Regions from separate parts of the Mus musculus genome. Here all the other regions are linked to region 1. Evidence: chromatin loops called from intact Hi-C (ENCODE). Cell type or tissue: gastrocnemius. All regions are shown on one strand.

Region 1 (8,000 bases):
TCGTAGGCCCTTCCAGTTATGGCTTCTCTAAGAAGAGTTCAGGCATCCATAGCAACAATTTACTAGGATAGTTAGCTGCAGTAAACCTGGTGTGACCTGTGGGAATAGTATATGCGCAAACACACACAGACACAGACAGACACACACACACACACACACAGAGGGGGGAGGCACTTCCTTTTCCTATTTAGATGTTGAAAATTCTTTCCAATTCCTAGTCTATATTAATATATAGACACTGTATAGTTGTTTAGGCTTGCTCTGACAATATTCCTTTCAGTTCCAGACTCAAAGTCTCACCATTAGTTTGTCATGGTCACATGACCTTGGTGAGTGACTGTTTTATTGGGCTATAACACTGAAGCCTGTGGAGAGAGTTGGCGTAACCTGAGGCACTCAAAAAACAGTTTCCATACGGAATGTACTGGATGCTTAAATAGATGTATATTAAATCAGAAGTGTTTCTTTAAGGCTTCCTTCCTGTTACTCTGTGTTCCGTTACCTCTGAGGTCCGTGCATTAGCAGCACAGTAGATTTCTTAAGGAGCCAAGCGCAAGGAGATAAATTTGCACAGTGATTTTTGTCTTCTGTGTGCAGTAGAAGGCTAATTTAAAACGATGGTGGGGGATCTTCTATTTTCACCTGGCTGAAGTTCAACAGGAACAGAATAAGACCCTGTCATAGGAAACTCTTTCACAGAGACATTTTGGCAAAGCTAACCCTAACTCCTTTCACTGTCTTCCAGGACAGCCCGGACACTGTTCAAGTGAGCAACACCCCTGCCCAAGTGACAGGCTCCCCACAGCACAGCCTGGGGAGGTTTCTGTCCTGGATTTTCAACCATGCTAGTATTTCTCTGCTTTGAATTAAGGATGCGAAAAGGAACTATTTTATAATAGAATCAATAAGGGACATACAATTTCATTATGGTTATAGTTTTAAAATCATAAACCTCCATTTTCTTAATTTCAGAGACATATTTAATCATTTTGGGCACAGGACATTACTTCATTTAATTACTATGTAACAGGAGCTTACGTAGACCATTTGATCCACTTAACAGGCATAATGAAAAGAGAGGCCACATAACAGTTCCATTTGGCGACCTATCACTACTGGGGAGTTTTCAAGTTTTCTTCTTTTGGCTTTCTGTGCTCTCTCAGTCTTTCCTGACTCTTACTCAATTCTCACCCTGAATTACGCCAGGTTGGTTCTTAAGGCTGCCCCTGCCAATGAGGAGACTGAGGAGCTGGCAGGAGTTTTAGTCTCCAGACCAGGCCTTGAGGGTCAAGACCACCACCAGCCTTCTATTCTACGCACCTCCCTGCGGCTTCGATTTGGCTAAGTCAACTCCAAAGTGCTGGCTGCAGTTCTCACTGTTTCCTTTTCAGAACCAAGCCTTCTGGGCCACAGTTATGATGTCCTGAGCCCACCTGCAAGGCAAATCTAGAGTACTGTGGCTCGGCTTCGGGGGCCCCTCCATACCGAAGCACTCTCCCTGGGCTGCTTGTCTGGATGAAGGTGCTCTCAGGGCCAGCATGTCCCCTTACTATTGCCCGAGCCAGGGGATGACTGCCTTTATGGCCGTCTCAGCTGTTTGCCTGACCACTCCTCTCTCATTCGGCCATTGTTCCAGAACACAACTGGCACAGCTGCTCTAATTCTCAATCCTTCGCATTTCTTCCATGATGGATCATCAACTGCCGAGGACAGGCAGAGTCTCCCCGTCTCTGCTCCCACAGTGCTTGCCTCTACTCCTCTAGCACACAGCAGAAGATTCTGAACTAACATCGAGGACCCTAAGATCGGACTGTGCCCTATCGGTCAAGGCCTACGTGGCCCTGAGCGAGCTGCTTAGGATCTGTTGCTTTCAGCTTGTCTAGAAGACAAACATTTCACAGTAAGGCTATTTGTGAAATCTAAATGATGTACTAAATCCAGACTGCAATGTATTTCATATTTATATCAGTGTCTACATAGGAGTTTTATGTGGCCTATCTAGATGGAATTTGACCAAATCTGAAAATCTGGCTGAAATCTGTTGGCTGTAAGGGATGCCTGAGCAGAGTCTATTCTTGGGTGTGTCCTGAGTCCCAGGAAGCAGCTGTGGAAGAAGACAGTGACCCTCAACACCAGCCTGGTTTGGACTGAGTCTGCAGACAGAACATTTCAAAGTCGGTTATTTTATTGTATTTTCACAGAGAGATAATGCAGTTTAAAATACGGACTTGGCAAAGCCTCTGAGTGTTAGAGACTTCATTACCAACCTTCAGCCGCTCCCTGCTTTCATAAGAAGGAATTTTTAGAAATGGGTGAGAGTTGTTACCAATCCACTGGTAGAAACAGCAGGTATCCCCTAAGCTCATGGACCCAACAAAACTTCTGCTGGCTTCCAACATTCAGTACAGGAAACATCTGTTAAGCAGGATAAAGATCTAAAAAATATTTGTAGGTAGCCTAGTTGAGCTGAACACTGGTAATTCATTGGACATTGACCCTGAATCTTTAAAGCCCCCTTCCGGTCAAAGTTTGAAACTTTGGACTGTCCTCAACTGGGGGCTCTGGGCTGCAGGCTATACACAATGGAGTCCATAATCTCTGGGGCTCTGCAATCAGCAACCTAAGCATTCCGACACACTAGCCCTGGGGATCCTCCCTTCTGCTGGCAAGGGAACTCAAGGTATTTTATGAGATGCCAGGGCATTGATTCAATGAGCAAGGACCACGTTTATTTTAACCAGTGGGGAGAAAACAAAATCAAAATAGAAATTTCAGCTAATTTATGGATAATAAAACGCATCTGTCTAATTGATTAAAGAATGTTCATAAAAATTCATGGCTGTTTCTTCTCTTCTCTTCTCTTCTCTTCTCTTCTCTTCTCTTCTCTTCTCTTCTCTTCTCTTCTCTTCTCCCTCCACTCCCATCACCAGCAAATCATCCCCAATTCCTTCTCTCTAACACATGAGGATACATTTCCAGGGACACGTCCTGGGGGTGGAGTGTTCTCGGAGGGGGAGGAAGGACAGCTGGCTGGAGACTGGGAACAAGGTCACAGTGTTCATCTCTGGGGACCATAGAAGAATGGAGAATTGGCTCTTTCATCTCCTGTCTCTGCTCTCCCTTTTGCTGCCCTGAGTCTCTGCTGTCCCCAAGTGGCCAGCTAGGCCACGTATGTGACCCTGAGATGCTAAGGGGTAGGTAAAAGTTTCCTAAAGGGTTTCCTGTTGAGATTTGCAAGCTTGGACTCTTTAACCCTTCATTCATGGGACAGTCTGTGCATGATGGCAGAAAGGTCAGTGAGCAGCTTTCAACTAGCAGGAAACTGGCGCTGGTTCGAGCAGCAGCAGCAGCAGCAGCAGCAGCAGCAGCAGCAGGACAGGTGGGTACAAGGTTGAGACCAGTGTCTGCCTCCTGTGGGCCACACGGTTGTCGCCAAGGTGACTCAAAGATTTTTTGGGGGGGGGGCTGCTTTGACCTCACAGAGAGGCTATCAATCTCTGTGTTGCAAAGATTCCCTTCCTACCTAGCTAGACTCCCTGATTATCACTGGAATATTTGTCCCTGGTGCATAAGAGCTCAGAGCCCCAGCCTTTAAAGAGCTAAGATGAAAATTAAGTGGAAATGGATAGAAATATACATAGCATTTTGTATATGCTCACTCCATGAGAGGTATACATTTATCATCATTTGTGTCATCTTTGTTAATAACTTGTGAATTTGTTTAGAAAAAATAAAATTGGATTTTTTTTTTTTTTGGTGTCTATTTCCAACCTAAAGAAACCATGCTTTGTTCCCTATAGAATGAAAGAACCTCACAAGTAAAGGGAAGGAATTCCTTATAAAGTCCACTGAGAAACACAATGAGACTTGAGAGCAGCATTTGCCACTGAGTCTCTCCAGAATATTGTGACGACCCACGTGGCAAATGGTGCTTACCATGGAGAATAGAAGCCACCAGAGCTAGATGTAGAGAAAAGTCCTGTGAAGCCACCATGATAGGTTGACAAATGCACCTGCCAATAACCTTAAGCGTGAGCCCTCCCAAATGCAATGTATTTATCTCCATTGTTCAGAAATTATCAATCAAGTGATTGCTTCTCCTAGAGAAGCAAGAGCACACAGGAAATGGGCCATGAGAACTTAACCTTGAGCAAAAGCTTAAATCTCTTAGAACTGTGCGTCAGATGGAAGATCAGAGGGAGGAAGTGGGAAAAGAACGGAGCCATGTGTGGCTTAGAAGGGTTAAATGATCAGATCCAATAGCGGGGTGACTGGAATGCTTTCAAAGCTGATGCAAGGCTGGATGACTTTCTGAGGCTGGGGCAGCTTTAGGCAGATTGGAATGAGCACTTCTTTCTTGCCAGGTGAATTCAGGAGCAGAGGAGGGAAAAGAAGGGCTGTGGCCCAGCCTGGGCTGGAGGGCCCTGCATGTGTGGCCTAGGGTGAGAAGTCTCATTTGTCTGGCTTCTGGGCATACCACCTGCAAGTATGAGAGATTTACAGAGTAGATACTACTGTGATGGCCTCAGGAACTACAGGTCAACCCTGCCTTCAAGGGACGAAGGAGTATCATACTCAATAGTTGGGATGGTAGCCAGCCATAGACATAGGGAGTGAGTGATCTGTGTCAGAGACCTGCTGCTTCTCAAATGAAGGTTGGATGAGGGGCTTGAGCCCTGGCGCCCCTACAGGTCCTAGACAATGGTTTAGCCGGTCACAAAAGCCAAAAAGAAAAGGCAGAACCCTCACCTCTCCAGGTCACCATGGGTGAACAAGGTGGCCCAGCTCCAAATGTGCAATGGAGGTTCAGAGGCTCCATTTACACAGTCCAGAGTATATTTCTCCCAGCTGTGTAGGTTTGATAGTCAGGTGAAATGCATGGACTTTCTCGGTTGCAGTCCAGGCTTCAGGAGTGTTCTCTTCAGCTAGGTAGGTCTCTTGGTGCTTTTATGCAGTGTGAGATCTCTAAGGACAGGAACTTCCTTTTAGCCCCTCCCTCCTCCCTTCTTTCTAATTCCCCCCCCCCCCCCAACAGAGGTGTCTCTCTCTCTCTGTCTCTCACTGCCTCTGTCTCTCTCTGCTCCCATCTTCCTTTCATACCCAGCACAGTGTCTTGTAATCTGGTGACCATACAACAGATATCCTCTAGATCAGTGGGTCCCAACCTTTCTAACGCTGTGACCCTTCAATACAGTTCCTCATGATGTAGTGACCCCCCCACCCCAACTATAATTTTTTTGTTCCTATTTCATAACTGTAATTTTGCTAGTGCTATAAATTGTAATGTAAACATCTGTTCTCCGATGGTCTTGGGCGACCCCTGTGAAAGCACAGATTGAGAACAGCTGCTGTAACTTATAAGTCACAAATGTCAACAAAACAAAATAAATGGCAACAGAAAACAAGGCAGGGCCCAACGGGAAGTTTTCAGCTCTGTGGGTGAGCAAATCCTTTCACCTCCTTATTAGACCTGTGCCCTCCATTCATTGGCAGACTGACACTGATTTAGAAATCAGAAGGCTTTATATGTTTGGAATTAAACCAGAGGTCATAGCATTTGCAGAAGCACCGGTGAAGAGGGCAGAAGCCCGGCAGCATGGGTGTGCTGGCTCTGAGGGCTCTGTGTCCAGACAGGGCACGACTGCCTGGGGGAGAATCGAGGCTGAGTGCATGCGCCTGAGGGCTGAACAAAGGAAGCAGGGCCGGAGAGGGGACATTTTACCACCAATTTAACTAATCTAATCACGTTTTTGTTGTTGTTGTTGTTGTTGTTGTTTGTTTGTTTGTTTTTATTCCTTCTAATAAGGTTATTTTGACTCTGAAGCTCTGACCTGTGAATTAGGTAACTATTCAGAAATAAAGAAAATAGCTCTTTTACTTGGACCAAGAGCCAGAGAGCAGAGACACACTCTGTGGTTTATGTCAGAAATGATTCCAGCAACAGACTTTGGAACTCCAAGGTCTCTTTTCCACTCTGACCCTGAAGCAGCGTGCTCTGCTGTAACTGTGGAGGAGCACTCATAGGGAGCACTATCCAATTCCTGATGCTTGGCTGCCCTGTAGCTCAATGCGCCTTTATATTTGAGAGCACCGTGGGCCATGTCTGAGGAAACCCTGGCTTAGCTTGCAACACACATACACTCTGTGACACTTAGTGTTTACTTGCTCCCAGGAAGTACCGCAGCGGCGGTTCATCTAATTTCCAACATTGTTCTCGCACAGGCGTCTGGCTGCTGGGAGCCCCTCCTGAGCCTCCCACCATGATGACCAGCCCTCAGGCTTCGAGCATGAGGTAACTCCACGTAGCAGAGGTGAGGAAAGGAGCAAGTGTGGTGGGTAAACAGAGGCTTTAGCGATTTTGTGTTGGAGAAGATGGCTGCTCCGAGCTTTGGTACTTCAGCTCTGCTGCTAACCAGCTGTCCTCGGGACAGTCATTTCTCCCTTCACGAGCTACTGTTTCTTCACATATCAAGGGTGGCAAGTGGTCTCCCCCAGTGCTTCCCGGGAAGATTAGGCTGGGCAGCTATTTGGGCTATTTATGTATATTATGCATATTATGTATATTTATGTATATTTATGTATATTTATGTATATTTACTAACCTTTTGCAAGTGCTTAACACACACACAAATACACTCTCTCACCAGCACAAGTTAAAGTTCTATTTGTATGTCCCAGCGCCTTGTTTTTTATTGGATTTTATCAGGATGGTTTCTTTCCCAGTCTTAACTACTCTTCACCCACTTAAATACTCACAGTCTTCCCTCATAAGAACAAACATAATTTCTACCTAACCATATCCACATTAGTGAGTATGTAACTTACTTCAAAGTTTTCACTATGGTTAAAATGTCTAAGAGCTTGAGTCTCCTGTCTTTAAGTTTTATTCCTACACTTAAAGGTCGGGTCACATTTATGATTATGTTGAAGTCTAACTGTTGCACACATTAGGAACTGGGGTAAAAGAAATTGGGATTTTTCTAGAGATCACACAGCCCCAGGGCCAGATGTCTGCCCTGGACTCTGTACCCCTCCTCTCAAATTCACAGCTTGCCTGACTCCCATGGAAAACCAGTATGCGTTTCAGACCTCGCCTTAGAGAAGGAAGCAAGAAGCCAAGCTTTTAACAGTGTTGCATATTTATTCCCTGCAAAAACTCACCTTAGTTCCACCTCTAAGATGAAACAGAAATAGTTGTCACATAGAGTTGCTTAAGTGTTGAGTATGTGGGGTGTGTGTGTGTGTGTGTGTGTGTGTATGTGTGTGTGAGAGAGGGGGGGGAGAGAGAAAGCATGTATATGTACACACAAGTACATGATTTAAAAAGTCACTCCATGATCTGGTCAAAGAGGCTTCCTCTGGAGGTTCCTTGCTGTTTATCCTGCTATCTAAGCAAAATGCATTTTTTTGTAATTCAGGATAACAAATTCCAATTTATTTTCCTTGTATTTTTGGTAGCTTGCCTTTGGAGAACATTATCTGAAGTGAAGGTCAGCCCACTCTGTGGGCACGGAATCTTCTGGGCTAACTAAGGGCAGAGGTGCAGGGTTCACTGCAAATTTACAAAGCTGGCTTTAAAAGCTGACACTGTAAAAAGCTAGTTGTCAATTTTTAGTGTATACCAAACTCTTATGCCTTGTCTTAAAATAACGCTGTGACTTAATCAAATGTAGAAGCTCCGGGTTTCCAGGGATTCCAGTAAAGGGCATTACTATGTTTAGAAGACAGTTGTGCAATTTGCATACTTATTGGGGCCCTGGCTATGGAGAAGATCAAGGGCAGACAGGGCCCTCACAGGGCAGACACATTAACTGTGTGCCAAGTTGACAGGCTTCTTACTTATTTGATATAAAAATAAATCCACAGCAGAGTGTGTGATGGAAGGCAAGCTGACTTCCTTCTTCTGTTCTTGGGCAGGGGGGTGACGACTCATCTGGGCTGGCTACACACTAGGTTCAGTGAGGAACTCCAGACCTGCAGGCTCACACTTTGCTGCTCAC
Region 2 (8,000 bases), 77 kb before region 1:
TCACAAGTGTTGGTGACCTTTCTGAATCACATTCAAGCTTTCCAGTCTTCATGAAGATGGGGAGGCCATGGTCTTCCTATGAGATGCTCAGCAGGACACTCCCATGCTATGCGTAATCTCCAGGTGGAAGGAGAAGGCCAAACAACCACTGAACAATCTCTCCTTTTCCAAAGGGAAAAGTTTGATTATCCCAGTGACTTTGTTAGCAGCCTTTGCTCCAGAAAACTTAGATCTGCATGGAGCTTGTAATTAATATTTAAGTTTAGCTTGATTAAATTTCTCTCGGAGATACTTGGTCATTTCTTGTCATCTTGATAAAGACTAACACAAATGCTTTTTTTGTTTGGAAGAACTTACAGAAGCCTACTCGGGAATGTTGCAAAGTTGCTGGGATAATTTTAGCTGCCTGTGGACTGTCTAGGTGAGCCTGCATGGCAAAGGTTAGCACCACCTTCCGTTTCAACACAACACCACAACACAACCACCACTTCTTAGTCTTGTGGTTTTGTTTTCTTTTCTGTAACTGAGGCTTTCTAAAAGATGCTATTCTCAAATCAAGTAGTAGTCTGAGTTCTCCAAAATTTGATTTCACATGTTATGGTCCTTACAACTTTTGTCTAGTGCTGGACAAAGAGCTTCATTGCTAAAGTCCATCCTTCCAAGCATGAGGGCCAAAGCATCCTCCCAACCTGCCCCATCCAGAACCCACTCAAAAGAGCCAGGTATGGTGGCATGCTCTTGCAGTTCCGACCTTGAGGAGACAGAGATATAGGTGGATCCCTGAGGCTCATCAGGCAGCTGAGCCTGCTTTGTGAGCCCCAGGCATGTGAGAGACCCTGTCCCTAAAAGAATAAAAAGCAAAAAAGTAGATGGCACCTTTGGAATGGAACTGGGTGGTTGTTCTTGGGTTTCCGTGTGTGTGTGTGTGTGTGTGTGTGTGTGTGAGAGAGAGAGAGAGAGAGAGAGAGAGAGAGCACGTGTGCACCCACATGTGCACACACAGACAAATAAATGTAGAAGAAGCGTTCATTTACATAATGATCTCAGCTCCCAAGCCATCTTGTACCCTGTATAAGGGTGCCGTGTGAGGGAATCTGCAGGTGACAGCCTGCCTCCAGGCACAAAGCCCAGAGCTAAAGACTTGTATGGTGTGATGCACGATTTGTTCTACTTTAAAAAATTAAATAAATGCTCTCCGTGATTGTGCTGGCACGAAGAAGCCGTGTTGTGCTGCCCCAGTCTTTCTATAGGTTAGGCTTTGCTTGGATATGCGGGCTACATCTCAGCTTGCCTGAAAGATCTACTCTTTGAAAGTTCTGAAATGAATTTATGAGTACAGAATTTGAATAGATTTCCAAGCCATTAGCCAGAAATTTTATAGAGTGGGAATAGTTCTCATCAAATGAGCTCAATTAATGCAAAAAAATTATATATTTAATGAACAAATCAAAGCAATCTGCTGTGCTAAACTGAGCTAAGTGCTGTAAACGGGACAGAGCTAACACCCTCTAGCCATTCCTAAGTGTCTCAGTTAAAAATAACCTTGAACTATCTTTCAAAGCTCTGGCGATCAACTTTTATCAGCTTTCACGTAGGTAAGTTAAATGTGGCAAGGGACATTCACCAAGTGTCTGGGGCTTGCATAGCAACGGACTCACCAGTGTCCAAAGTTTTGATTGGACTCACCAGTGTCTGCAGCTCTGCTGAGTCTAATCAAAACTTCTTGAGGACATGCATGCATACAGACACACAGAGACAGACAGACAGACAGACAGACAGACAGACAGACAGACACACATACACACACACACACACACACACAGAGAGAGAGAGAGAGAGAGAGAGAGAGAGAGACTGTAAAGGAAAATTAATATGTGACCATTTAATTTGCCAGAGCAAAGTTGGATTTGCACAAGAATGGACACCAGAGCTTGTTGGAAGTGCTGATAAGTGGAACATGCTGACGTGTGAGACTTTTGAAAAAAGAATGTTTGTTTGCCTGGCTTACATTTTTATCTCCTGAAATTCTTGAGTTTAGCATACCCGGTTGCTTTTTTTTCTGAATCAGGACTCTGTCCAGATGAGTGGGGACAGAGACAGCACAGTAACAAAACGATGGTTTGGGGGACAGTCAAGAGGATGCAGGCCGACTTGCTGTTGACCCTGCATAGCCTGCTACCAATTCGCTCTGACAGAAACAGCCTTGATGCTATATCCACAGGATGGAGGCAGTGAGGAGTAAGAGTCTGCAGGTTGTGTCTTTAGCGCTATCAAAGCCCATTGAAACATGTTGGTCATTATAACTGCATGCACACTACTCCTTCATCACGGCAGATTATCCATAATGTAACTTTCCTCTTGAATGGGCAGGGAGAGACCCCAGTGAGCACTGTGTAGTCTACATTTTACCCTAGTGTTTGATAAAAGAGGCTCATTCTACCACTTCAGAGGGTCACAGTGATGTTAAAACATGGCGTTGGATCATGATGGAGTCAAGAGCAGTGGGGTCAGGACATGTGTGATCACCTACAGGACACACTGTCACTAAGCTGCAGATTGTCTGCAGCCCAGGTAGTCATGGTCCCTGACGGGAGGATTTCACGTGTCAATAGTTTCTAGCTTAAGCTTATACTCAGTAATTTCCTCCTCTTCCTCCAGACCCTCGGCAGTCCTGGTGTCTAAGTGAATGACCTTGTTTTCCCACTGTGGCAGGCAGGATTGGGTAGATGAAAGTCAATAGTTCTGTGCTGTGCCATCACTAAGTCTTGACTTTTCGAATCTCAGGAACATGTTTTGCTATTGTTATTTCCTCTATTGCTGCTTCTCTCTGAGAGTTGCCATTCTAGCAAATCAACTGGAAAATGTGGAGTTTCCTTTCATCATGACCATGATGTGGGGGCCTCAAATTATTCAGATAGCATCTTGTGGCATTCCTGTGGGGGCTTAGTGCCTGCAAAACGATTCCCTTCTTTATTGTTTTTGAGGAGAGATAGCTAAGTGGCTGTTAATAGTCATACTGTAAATCTAATTTTATGTAAGACAATGAGATGGGTTGGGGAAGACGGACCTTGCCTGATGTGGACAACAAGAGGGAGAGATGTCCAGATGGGGAGGGTATGAGCCTGAGTCTCTGTCCCATCTCTGAGATAAGGTCAACTTGAGAAGATACAATCCCACTTCATATAGCACCATTAAGATCTCTGCCTGTACACGGATTGCTACTTTGACCTGGGTGTCTGAACCAACTCTTCCGTCATGCCTAGAGTCACTTGCAGAGCAGGCTCATGGCTCTGAGGATAGAATGGCCTGGCAGATGAGCACAGCGGTTGGGCAGTTATTATGCCTCATGACCTGTCAAGTCAGATCAGGACAATTACAAGCCCCATCAGGATGTATGTGGAGACACAGACGAGGCTCACCAGTCATCTTGGCCTTTTCTCACAGTCTCTCAGCAGGGATCTACTGTTGTTCAACTGTCCATGGCCTCTACCTGAGCTATTCTGCTCAGTCCCAGCCCTAGAAGCATCCTTCACTGGGGAACCCTGTTCCCACACTCCTGTGCCCGAGACTTACTACTGCTCAAGGGCTTGCTGTATGGCTGTGGCTCCTTAGGTCTGGATCAATTGTTTGCATTTTTACAGGTCAGAGAGTCAGTGCCAGTGAGTGCCAGTGATGGAGTCTTGGGAGCCTAGACAGTCTACCATAGGAAACCTTGCACAACAGTGCAGGGTAGCAAGTATAGCAGCCACACAGCCAGCCTAGTGTCACAAGGAGAAAATGTGTGTCTGCTGTCACCCCAGAGGCCAGGAAGTTGCCTGTCCACAATTTCTGTCTTCCGGGCCTACCTTGTACAATTCATTGTCTTCACTCAAGACTATGTAGGTATCTTTAGACTGCATTGTCTATGAATGCACAGACACCATTGTTATTCTGACTGGTGGGCAAAGTGTTAATTTGTTAACATATATAATCCTAGAATTGAAGTTGATGCAGCCTGTGTCGGCACGGGTATGCTCTTTAATATGTAGGTGAGATCAGAGATACAAATTGTCTAGGACCAGCTCCCCTGACCTGGGGGACACAGGCACTGAAGGCAAGGAGTCAGAGAGAAGAGACAGCACAGTAGAAGTTGGAAGCTGAACTCGGATGGGGCCAGAGGTGAGGCTGACCAGTAGCTGGGGAGACTAAAGTCTGCTATCTATCTTCTGGCAGGGGACAGTGCAGACAGCTGTAACACAAGCCTCCACATAAATCCATGCCAATGACCTTAGCCTTAGCGTGTCCTCTGATGGGAACAGGCTTCAGCTGGTGTCCCTTTTAAAGCATCCATAGGCACAGCTGGCTGTACAACGATGTTTGGAGGTCCAGGAATGACTGACTGTGCCCCCAACCTTCGTGCTAACAAGGGAGGAGGGGAGTGGGATGTATATGTTACTGCATGAAGCAAGGCTTTGGAGCCAGGAGAGACATGGAGAGTAGATTCCAAAGTTCAAACTAGTTACAAAGGCATTCAGAATTTCTGATCAATGCAGGGAGGTCAGAATCAAAGTCAGATCAATAACTGATATGGCCATTCAATGAACAATGCAATTATTTGGAGGGAGCAGCCCTTTATTACAGGCCGATCTTTGGTTCAGAATCATCTCTCCTTTCAATCTATTTCCTTGTATGCTGTTAGAGCCTGTTAGCAAATGCGTGATAAACTGAGATAAAGCAGGCCATTTACAGATCCGTGTGAAACACACTCCTGCTGGCAGGTCTAATTACTAGCCTATTTGAGAGATTATGGTACAATAAAGTGGGGAGAAATACACCTGCAGGCTGCCTGTGTTACCACCTGACCCAGCCATTACCCTAAAGCTGAGTCTGTCAAGGAACCATCCATTCATCCTCCAGTGGACTACAGAATGGGGGCCTCAAACAAGCTCCACACAAAAGCCTATGAAGAATAAAACCTTAAGTACCTTTAAGCCCTCTTACAATTGTTTTCTGATAGAGAGAGCTCAGCCTGCTCACTTTTTAATCTGTTCTACTGTTCTTTTAAAGAACCTGACAGCTATAAGATGACGAATTAGACGTTCCATGGCACATTAGATGGTGGCATCTGCATTTCCTGCAGGGTGGAAGTGGAATATCACAGGAACAGGCTTCTACAGGGATCTTCCTGTCTGGGTGTGTTATGGTTGGAAAGGAAGGTTCCAGAGCACTGACTGGTGCGGTGTGGTGGAGAGCTACAGGCTGTGTGGAAGGGGATGGACTAAGGCACTCTGTTGGGCTTTGTTGAGCGAAGTGTTATGATTGGCAGAAACACAGCTACAGGCACGTACATCTTTTTTTCTTCTCCAATTTTTTATTAGGTATTTTCTTTATTTATATTTCAAATGCTGTACTGAAAGTCCCCCATACCCTCCCCCCGCCCCCGCTCCCCTACCCACCCACTCCCACTTCTTGCCCTGGTGTTCCCCTGTACTGGGGCATATAAAGTTTGCAAGACCAAGGGGCCTCTCTTCCCAATGATGGCCAACTAGGCCATCTTCTGCTACATATGCAGCTAGAGACACGAGCTCTGGGGGGTACTGGTTAGTTCATATTGTTGTTCCACCTATACGGTGGAAGAACACCCTTCAGCTACTTGGGTACTTTCTCTAGCTCCTCCATTGGGGGCCCTGTGTTCCATCCTATAGATGACTGTGGGCATCCACTTCTGTGTTTGCCAGGCACAGGCATAGCCTCACAAGACAAAGCTATATCAGGGTCCTTTCAGCAAAATCTTGCTGGCGTATGCAATGGTGTCTGAGTTTGGATGCTGATTATGGGATGGATCCCTGGGTGAGGCAGTCTCTAGATGGTCCATTCTTTCACCTCAGCTCCAAACTTTGTCTCTGTAACTCCTTCCATGGGCGTTTTGTTCCCAATTCTAAGAAGGGGCAAAGTGTCCACACTTAGGTCTTCATTCTTCTTGAGTTTCATGTGTTGTGCAAATTGTATCTTGGGTATTCTAAGTTTCTGGGCTAATATCCACTTATCAGTGAGTAATTTCAGTTTTTCTCAAACTATTCCACAAAATAGAAACAGAAGGTACTCTACCCAATTCATTCTACGAAGCCACAATTACTCTGATACCCAAACCACGGAAAGACCCAACAAAGATAGAGAACTTCAGACCAATTTCCCTTATGCATATCGATGCAAAATTACTCAATAAAATTCTCGTTAACCGAATCCAAGAACACGTCAAAACAATCATCCATCCTGACCAAGTAGGTTTCATTCCAGGGATGTAGGGATGGTTTAATATACGAAAATCCATCAATGTAATCCACTATATAAACAAACTCAAAGACAAAAACCACATGATCATCTCGTTAGATGCGGAGAAAGTATTTGACAAAATCCAACACCCATTCATGATAAAAGTCTTGGAAAGATCAGGAATTCAAGGCCCATACCTAAACATAATAAAAGCAATCTACAGCAAACCAGTAGCCAACATCAAAGTAAATGGTGAGAAGCTGGAAGCAATCCCACTAAAATTAGGGTCTAGACAAGGCTGCCCACTTTCTCCCTACCTATTCAACATTGTATTTGAAGTCCTAGCCAGAGCAATTCGACAACAAAAGGGGATACAAATTGGAAAGGAAGAAGTCAAAATATCATTATTTGCAGATGATATGATAGTATATATAAGTGACACCAAAAATTCCACCAGAGAACTCCTAAACTGATAAACAGCTTCAGTGAAGTAGCTGGATATAAAATTAACTCAAACAAGTCAATGGCCTTTCTCTACACAAAGGATAAACAGGCTGAGAAAGAAATTAGGGAAACAACACACTTCACAATAGTCACAAATAATATAAAATACCTTGGTGTGACTCTAACTAAGGAAGTGAAAGGTCTGTATGATAAGAACTTCAGGTCTCTGAAGAAAGAAATCAAAGATCTCAGAAGATGGAAAGATCTCCCATGCTCATGGATTGCCAGGATCAATATGGTAAAAATGGCTATCTTGCCAAAAGCAATCTACAGATTCAATGCAATCGCCATCAAAATTCCAACTCAATTCTTCAACGAATTAGAAAGGTCAACTTGCAAATTCATCTGGAATAACAAAAAAACCTAGAATAGCAAAAAATCTTCTCAATGATAAAAGAGCCTCTGGTGGAATCACTATGCCTGACCTAAAGTTGTACTACAGAGCAATTGTGATAAAAACTGCATGGTACTGGTATAGCAACAGACAGGTAGACCAATGGAATAGACCCAGAAATGAACCCACACACCTATGGTCACTTGATCTTTGACAAGGGAGCTAAAACCATCCAGTGGAAAAAAGACAGTATTTTCAACAAATGGTGCTGGCACAGCTGGCAGTTATCATGTAGAAGAATGTGAATTGATCCATTCTTATCTCCTTGTACAAAACTCAAGTCTAAGCGGATCAAGGAACTCCACATAAAACCAGAGACACTGATACTTATAGAGGAGAAAATGGGGAAAAGCCTCAAAGATATGGGCACGGGGAAAATTCCTGAATAGAACAGCAATGGCTTGTGCTGTAAGATCGAGAATCGACAAATGGGACCTAATAAAATTGCAAAGTTTCTGTAAGGCAAAAGACACTGTCAATAAGACAAAAAGGCCACCAACAGATTGGGAAAGGATCTTTACCAATCCTAAATCAGATAGAGGACTAATATCCAATATATATAAAGAACTCAAGAAGCTGGACTCCAGAAAATCAAATAACCCCATTAAAAAAAGGGGCTCAGCGGTAAACAAAGAATTCTCAACTGAGGAATACCGAATGGCTGAGAAGCACCTGAAAAAGTGTTCAACATCCTTAATTATCAAGGAAATGCAAATCAAAACAACCCTGCGATTCCACCTCACACCAGTTAGAATGGCTAAGATCAAAAATTCAGGTGACAGTAGATGCTGTCAAGGATATGGAAAAAAGAAATTGTTGGTGGGATTGCAAGTTGGTGCAACCACTCTGG
Region 3 (8,000 bases), 650 kb before region 1:
AGTGTATTGTACTGTAGCAAATTATATACATGTACAAAAATCTCACAATAAAACTCATCACAGATAAGTGATGATTAATGGTTAGTTCTCATATCGTATAGACTAGGTTAAGGGACACCAGTGTGGTGGTTTGAATATACTTGGCCCATGAGAAGTGGCAGTGTTAGGAGGTGTAGCCTTGTTGGAGGAAGGGCGTCACTGTGGGGGTGAGCTTTGAGGTCATAGTCTTCAGCTCGACCCTTCTCCTGGCTGCGTACAGAAGGAATAGTCTCTTCCTGGCTGCCTTTGGATCATGATGTAGAACTTTAAGCTCCTTCTTCAGCACCCTGTCTACCTGTAATCTGCCATGCTTCTTACCATGATAATAATGGACTGAACCTCTGAAACTGTAAGCTAGCCTCAATTAAATCTTGTCCTTTATTAGAGTTGCCTTGGTCATGGTGTCTCTTCACAGCAACGGAAACCCTATGACACCCAGATACGATAGTTAGTGTCAGTTGTTAGCTTGAGAAAATCTAGAATCACTTGGGAGATGGGCCTCTGGAATCACCTTGATTACATTAGTTGAGGTGGGATGACCCACCCACTGTGGGTGGCTCCATTCCCTATCCTAGACAGTGTGAATGGAGAAAGGAAAGTGAACACAGCAGGCTTCATTAATTCCTCTCTATCCTGTGAGTGTGGATGGGAAGTGAGACAAAAGGGTCTGAGGGAGAGGGTGCTGCTTTTGCCTGTCTGCTTTTGATAAGTGCATCCACTCTGTTGCTGCTGCTGACACTGCAGAGGGTGCTCTGCTGACATTGGAATCCTGCCTCTTTAGCCTACTGCCATGGACAGGAAGACCTGCAGTGCTGCAGGAGTCTTCTAGCCCTTTATCATAAGATTGGGACTGCTGAAGCATTCTGCCACATGGCCTGAGAAACTATTGGGTTCTTGGGCTCACCAGTGTCCAGGCAGGCAGCCATAGTTGAACTGCCCAGCTTCTGCCATGTAAACCTGGCATTATATGTTCATTCCATGTGTTCTGCTGCTCCAGAGAGCTTCTTTACCCACAGAGCTCTCTTGGCTCTTGGATATGTGGCTTCAGACTGGAGTTTCACCACTGGCTCTATGGTTCTGAGACCTTTGACCTTGCGATTCATGACACCTTAGATCTGCAGCTTAGAGATGTTCTATTGTAGGGACCCACATCCCTGTTATGGAGTGGGCTAATTCTCTTTTAAGCTCTCTCCTGTGTCTGTCTGTACTTCCGCTCAGCTCTGTTTCTGAAGCCCTGACTACCCTGTACCTGAAGCATATACAGAGCACCTTCCATTTAAAGGGTGAAATGGAGAACTTGAGCAGATGCAAGATCTTCCCACTTCAGGCTCCTCCTCCCACTGCAGGCTTGTCCATCAAAGGTTCCTTAGCAGGTAGAGAGTTCTGAACTCCTGGGAGTCACTCAGCCTTCATGACCCCTCGGAGAAGATATTTAAGAGTTGAAAAGGGATGAGCATGACCAAGCTGCTCAGTCATTTTCAGCCTTAGACCTTCGTTAGGACAAAGGGAATTACCAGAGAACTGCTCTGCAGGGATGTCAGAGAACAACTGACCTTTGAGTAACAGTCTGTATTGCATAGTCCATGTACTGATTCTCTGGAATCTTAAATGTAAGGAAACAGAAGAAAACAAAATTTATACTTGTCACAATTATACAAAATATACACAAGTAATAGCCACTTTCACCATTAACTCCATAAAATATACACAGGTCTACTATGGAAATTTAAAAGCTATCACAGCTTACAAACACAGAGTACACTTGAGTTCTGAGTAGAGAGAAACGTTAATGGCAAGAAGTAAAATGTCTCTGAGCTATGCACACATGACTCCTCAGTGTTGACAATGGCCATTCCATAGCCACCTCTAGCACTATTAGGTAGGATCAAGTGACCCAGACATTACAGGACCTACAGCAAGAGTGATGTATAGCTCTGAGGACAAGTGACCACTCACTCAGGGGTGAATACTTTTAACCTGAAATAATAATGCAAGCTCCATAGATACTTTTCCTGCTGCTGTGACAGGCAAAGTCAGAAATTCATGGCTTATTCTTGCTCATAGTTCAAGGGTAAAGTCCACTATTGAGGGGTGGGGGTGGGGGAGAGCTAAAGTAGCAGGGGCTTGAAACAGCTGGTCACAAGACATCCACAATCTGGAGCCAGAGAGGAATGACTGAATGCTGCTGGAGCTCAGCTTGCTTTCTCTACTCACCCAGGCCAGGATTCCAGCCAAGGAATCATGCTGCCCACAGTGGGCAGGCCATCCCACCTCAGTGCAATCAAGAGTCCCCCTTAGGCAAGCCCTGAGGCCTGTCTCCCACAGGGTGCTAAATTCTGTCAGGTGAGGTACTAATGCATGTTAATTGGCTGTTTATGGAATGTCAATGGAATGTTCAGCAACAGCCCGTTGACTGTCCTTATGTTTGGAAAACTCAAACTCAAAACCTAGAGACGGATTTGTACTGCTAGTACCAGGGTAGCCCTCAGCGAGTCCCAAGTTCCCTATCTTCCAACTTAGTCCCCATCACTCTTGTCCAGTCACTCCCACTCACAATGGGGCTGTGAGGTAACATTCAGAAGGAACAGCACCAAAAAGATTGGATCTGGACCCAAACGGCCATGAATGAAGCCTGAGAAACTCCCTCTCTTTCAGAAAACAGAAATTATAGGGTCTGATGCTGGCAGGGAAGAAAGGTGTATAGGGCTGTAAATAGGTTAGCCCTGATACAGTGGCCACGCATGGCCCATTACTGACATTATCCTCTTCAGGGGTGCTCTGCCCATTAGCCAGGAGAGTTATAAGAATGAACGTGGATAACGAGAGACCAGAGAGTACTCTTCATATCCAGTCCTAACCACACTGGAATTACTGCAGGGTCTGTTTGTCCCTTACCCCATGCAGATTCAGAGAGCCTCTTCTTCCTTCCCTCCAGTTGAGGTGGATGGGAAGGGAGGGTGTGGTGACAACTAGGGAACAAGACCAATGAGACAGGACTAGGATAGGGTTAGAAACCCCCTGGCCCTATAAGCCAAGACAAAGGGAGAGGGCACAGAAATGGCTGTACTATGCTTCCAAGCATGTCAATGTCAAGGCTTCTCCTAATAAATCAGGGCTGTGAACAGATCGCAACACACTCTGAGACACTAGCGGACACTTGTTGATGTCAAGTACCTCGAGGCCTTCACACTATACCTGCATCAGAGCATCAAAGCTTGAGAAGTGGATGCATTTCAATGGAGCCACTTACTCTTTCATTTCAAGTATATTCCTCAATAGATTCTTCAAGTCAAACAAAGGTACAATTAATTGAATCATAGACACTGAAGAGCACAGAAATAGAACCACAGATGAGAGCTCTATTCACACTCTAATTGCTTCCTGCAAACATAGGCCTCTCCAGACACCACTGCCTTAAACTGTACCTGTGCACCCATAACCCTATAAACCAAAAGCAAACAACAGCCACATATGTGGACCAAACACACTTTCAGCCCTATGCAAACATTAGGAATCTAGATCTCCATAGACCAAGTTGCTTACAGTAGTGTTGTCAAAAGGCAGAGGACTTGTCCCAATACAAACCATAAAACTAGGAAGTTTAGTATGCAGTTGGGTGAATCACAGAAGATTGTGACCATTCTAAGACAGTGAGGAGATGGCTCCGTGGCTGCAGTACTTGCTACATACGCATAGGAATCTGAGCTTGGGTCTGCAGCATCCATATGAAAGGCTGCTGGTAGCAATACACAGCTGTAACCCGGCATGGGGCAAGGACCCTGGGGGCCCCATGACCAGCTAATTCAACAGACATAGTGAGCTTCCAGGTTCAGTGAAAGAGTGTCTAAAAAAAAAAAAAAATCAGTCAGCAAAGCAATGGACAGAGGCAGCTCAATGTTAATGCTGGCCTCTACACATTCTTGCACACATGAGAGAACCTGCACAAATACAGATACACACATACTTACAGGAAAACTGGGATTACATGTGGGCAAGATGTTTCATACCACACTGCTGTTGGTGCTTAAGGAAATGGCAGGTCACCTGACATGGTTGTCATGCTCCAATACCACCTCCAGATGGCATAAAGACCATCTCAGCCTTGATCCACAAAGGAAGGGCCAGGGGCACTATGGATCTCTCCCTACTGTACTTTAGGATTTAATGTTTGAAGCACACGCAAAAGTCTGTGGTCCAGCATTGACTTAGTTCTGCCAGAGCCGGGGACCTGGGAATGGTGGTTTTGTCCTGGATAACTGGGGAACCACCAGCTGAGTGCATCCCAGGCTGAGCACTACATGAAGCCAGAAATGTTTTTCAGAAAGCAAGAACAGGAACGAGATTGACTTGTTTGTCTGCAGCCACGATGAGTCATTTGGCTGTGAATAGTTGCTGTTGGCTATGAATGGCCACTGTTGATAGAGGGGCAGAAGAAATATCAGATTCTTCCAGCATCTAAGTGTTGAGTCCAGGAGTCAGGCATAAAAAGTGTTTGGGGGAACTACTGCTGACCCTTGCCAAATTTTATTCGTTCATGGCAAAATGAGGGGGAAAAAATGACAGAAGGAGTTTTCTGTAAACTTAAATACAGTCATGAATATTGTCTTATTTGAGAAATTAATTTTCCATCCTGCCTTCCATGTCAAATATCCTTTTCCTTGTGCAATTATAATGCTCTGTAAGATAGAGTAGCTATTTGATTTTGTTTATGATGTCCTTGCTGGCAAAACATGAGATGGGTGACACTGTCAGTCTGCACTTTCTCTCTCAGGCTTTTACCAGCTGGGAAATGGAAAAGTGAAGCCGAGAGAGAGAGCAGGAAGGCAGCTGCCATGAGGGGTGAGGGGCCTTTACTCTCTTTCATTATAAACTTTTGGCAAAAATGACTGAATTGTCTCAGCAACACCCAAGAGCTCTGGTGAGTGGCTGGCTCTGTGTGTGTGTGGGGGGGGGGGGGGGGGGGCTGAGCACCGGAGTGTCCTCCTTTGCCTCCTAGGCCTCCATTTATGTTCTAGGCCAGAAAAATAGATGGAGGACCTTTTTAACATGGAGCACAAGGTATTAAACAAATGTCACTATGTCAAGCGCCTATGTCCCTCATTAGAATTAAAATCCACAGTGTCCTCATCTTTCTAAACACAAGTCATGCCAAGATGCAGTTCTAAGGACAGGAGGCAGGCAACGTGCTCTGCGGATGAGTCTGGAGAAGAGTGTGGGTGAGGGGCTGTGATTAGTGTTTCTTGGTTCAAAGTTGCCTCCCGATCACTTCCTCTCTGGGAGTCTCTTTCCAGCCAGTTTCTCTTAAGTCTTTTAGAGCAGCGCGTCCTTCACCTCCTGGAATTTGCTGTTTCCTTTGTTTTTTGCTCTCTTGACCTACAGCAGTTCATCTCTCTAACCAGGGCCACTTGCTATAGAGCGTTTCCATCTCCAAACGTCTGGCACAGGTTGGACCGGAGACAAGCATGTCTTCTTCAGTTTAACTGTCTGGCGGGACAGACCCCTCCCACCAGAGTCCTGTAAATGGGTTCACCCGCACCTCTGTTCTTGCATCGAACAGGTCTGCCTATGACCCCATGCTTCTCTCTTGGCAATCATTTGCTCAGTCACTCAACAGATTTTATTCTCGAAAGTATGTGAAGAAGTGGCTGTGTTCTCAACATGTGTGATGCTCTCATCCTCAGTGGCTTAAATGTCTCTCCCTCACAGGAGAATGCCTTGAAGGAGGTGGTGTGGCCATTGCCATTTCCAGTGCTTGGCACAGAGTGTATATGTAGACAGTGCTCTGACAAAGAGAAAACAGCGTAATCATGTCCTTTTGAGGACACTCTGTGTCCTGGGCACTAGGGAAGCAACATATGTATTAATTAATTATGTCATTGAAAACTCCACATTGTCCTACCCCTTATTTATTTATTACCCCTTCTACAAAAAAGAAACTGGGGTTCAGAGAAGTCAAGTGATTTGGCCAAGTTCAAGCAGATGATACCTGATAGAGTCAGGATTCGAGCACAGAAAATTGGTTCTAAGTTCTTCTCAGTAGAACATTGCACCATTCAGTCACAATGCTTATTGAATAAGTTAATGAATGGACACACCCCAGGAAGCAGAGATGATAACATGGCTAATAAATGCTTGCTATGTTAGCAAGCACGAAGCCCTGAGTTGGATCTTCACAACTCACACAAAAAAATCCCCAACCTGTTGGCAGGTAGAAGGAATCCCAGAGCTGGGGAGACAGGTGGGTCCCTCGGGCTCACTGGCTAGCAAACATAACCAAATAAGGGAGGCCTGAGCCAATGAGAGCCTGTGCCTAAAAAAAAAACCGAGGTAGGCAGTACCCTAAGGAATTACACACAGGTTCACATTTGCCCTCTGCATGTGCACACATGCACACATATGTACCCCCACTAACACAAACAGACTTATATAATAACATGTGCTAGGATCACAGGAGTGCTAGTGTGATGTGCCCTGCAACCTGGTGCTCCTTATAAATTCAAATAGCAGAAGTTCCCCCCATCAGCCTCAAATTCTGAAACCTTGCTAAGTATTTCCTTTAACAGTTTACACATGTGTCTATCGATTATAGGTGGTCTCACAATGCATTCATTGCAGAGCTGTTTGGGAAACGTTCCATAATGAGCTCTTCCACAGAGCTGAACATATTTCCTATCTCCTGAGTCCTTTTCTAATTCTCTTAACTCAGTCTGGGAAGTTTAACATGTAAATACGTTTACTTCAAGAGTTCACATTTTAGTCAGAAGGGGGGAAAAACAATTAAGCTGAAAATTGATGGTTTTGGAAAAGATACAGAAGGTTCACAGTATGCTGATTGGAAAAAATTCTAATGAGTAAATAAGAAAGAAAGAAAGAAAGAAAGAAAGAAAGAAAGAAAGAAAGAAAGAGAGAGAGAGAGAGAGAGAGAGAGAGAGAGAGAGAAAGAGGGAGGGAGGGAGGGAGGGAGGGAGGAAGGAAGGAAAGAAGGAAGGAAGGAAGGAAGGAAGGAAGGAAGGAAGGAAGGAAGGAAGGAAGGAAGAAGGAAGGAAGGAATAGAGAAAGAAAAAGGAAAAATGTGCTTTCCCCTTTTCTCATTCACTGACTATTGACTAAATAAGTACTGGATGAGGGCTGTCCACAGATTAATTTGTCAGTTCGGTGTGCAAGCTCCCCTGAGCTCACTACAGCTTGGACTCAGTCCTTTCACCTAATTCCATTACAGCGCAGAGACTGGATAAAAGGAAAGATGAATGATATTTAAAATTAGTATTTCCCTACCCAGGGCTATTCTACAAATCAGATAGTATCAATTGTTTTCCTAGTCCCAAGTTGATAATTTCAGAGACTCGATCCTGACCGCCTATAAAACAGAAACCCCCAGTGAGCTAGAGTCACAGCTGTGGCTTGCTCCCACCCCCCAAGCAGATTCATTCATTTGGACTTAGATTTCAGCCTAGACAGACTCCCATGGAAGGAGAGGGTGGGAGCCTGAGTTTGGCAGCCTCTGAAGACCTTGAAGAATTGGACCTCAATGCCTCGGCACGTCTTTGTGAAGATCCTTTCTTACTGGCCATTTAGTTTTCCTCTCTTGAAAGACATTCTTTAGTAATGTGGGTCACTTAGAATCTTAAACATGGAGCAGACTGTTACAATGATGCCATTCAGGACTGTGCAGGAGGCAGGCTCTGTGGGATCATACACAGGAACTGGGACACTTAGGCACGTTCCCAAGGACTCAGCAGCCAGACACTGGACACAGGGCAGTCACTGCTTCCGGGCCAGGAGACGACAGGAACACTCTAGGGAGAGAAAGAGACACTGAGAATAATCTGTCCTTTCTGGTTTTCCTTTTCTATTTGTCAGAAAAAGTCACACTGATATATATTTAAGAAAATATATTGAAGATATAAATATGGTTTTATTGGAGGGGGGTTACAAAGTATAATACAGAAAGTGGTAATCTA

Evidence for each region. A loop is a pair of places that touch in the nucleus more often than their neighbours do. Peaks named below come from ENCODE experiments on the same cell type or tissue, not always from the same donor. Only the 100,000 strongest peaks of a DNase experiment are listed, where the experiment ranks them.
Region 2: a loop joins it to region 1, with 2.5 times the contacts of the local background. A loop is called at or near these places in 4 of 42 quality-filtered maps.
Region 3: a loop joins it to region 1, with 2.6 times the contacts of the local background. A loop is called at or near these places in 2 of 42 quality-filtered maps.

What each region holds. Positions count from the first base shown.
Region 1 is chr17:10,490,231-10,498,230 of GRCm38, forward strand. The region is part of intron 4 of Pacrg (PARK2 co-regulated); the gene reads right to left. It overlaps A230009B12Rik (RIKEN cDNA A230009B12 gene), which reads left to right. Exons shown (of 2, transcript NR_077237.1): 2 at 1,064-2,827. Gm16168 (a long non-coding RNA gene) reads left to right here and starts at 2,968. Exons shown (of 3, transcript XR_003952273.1): 1 at 2,968-3,379; 2 at 6,223-6,311. In gastrocnemius, a CTCF peak has its summit at 3,153 (motif pointing left); DNase peaks (open chromatin) are centred at 764, 3,181 and 6,230; H3K4me3 peaks cover 250 bases; H3K27ac peaks cover 7,595 bases.
Region 2 is chr17:10,412,962-10,420,961 of GRCm38, forward strand. The region is part of intron 4 of Pacrg (PARK2 co-regulated); the gene reads right to left. Among named protein-coding and RNA genes, the nearest start is that of A230009B12Rik, 39 kb to the right of the region's middle. In gastrocnemius, no CTCF peak of the experiment used is centred here; a DNase peak (open chromatin) is centred at 3,395; H3K27ac peaks cover 2,562 bases.
Region 3 is chr17:9,841,532-9,849,531 of GRCm38, forward strand. Gm34799 (a long non-coding RNA gene) reads right to left here. Exons shown (of 2, transcript XR_003952248.1): 2 at 3,177-7,835. Among named protein-coding and RNA genes, the nearest start is that of Gm34799, 61 kb to the right of the region's middle. In gastrocnemius, a CTCF peak has its summit at 4,119 (motif pointing right); DNase peaks (open chromatin) are centred at 4,214, 7,541 and 7,744; H3K27ac peaks cover 1,621 bases.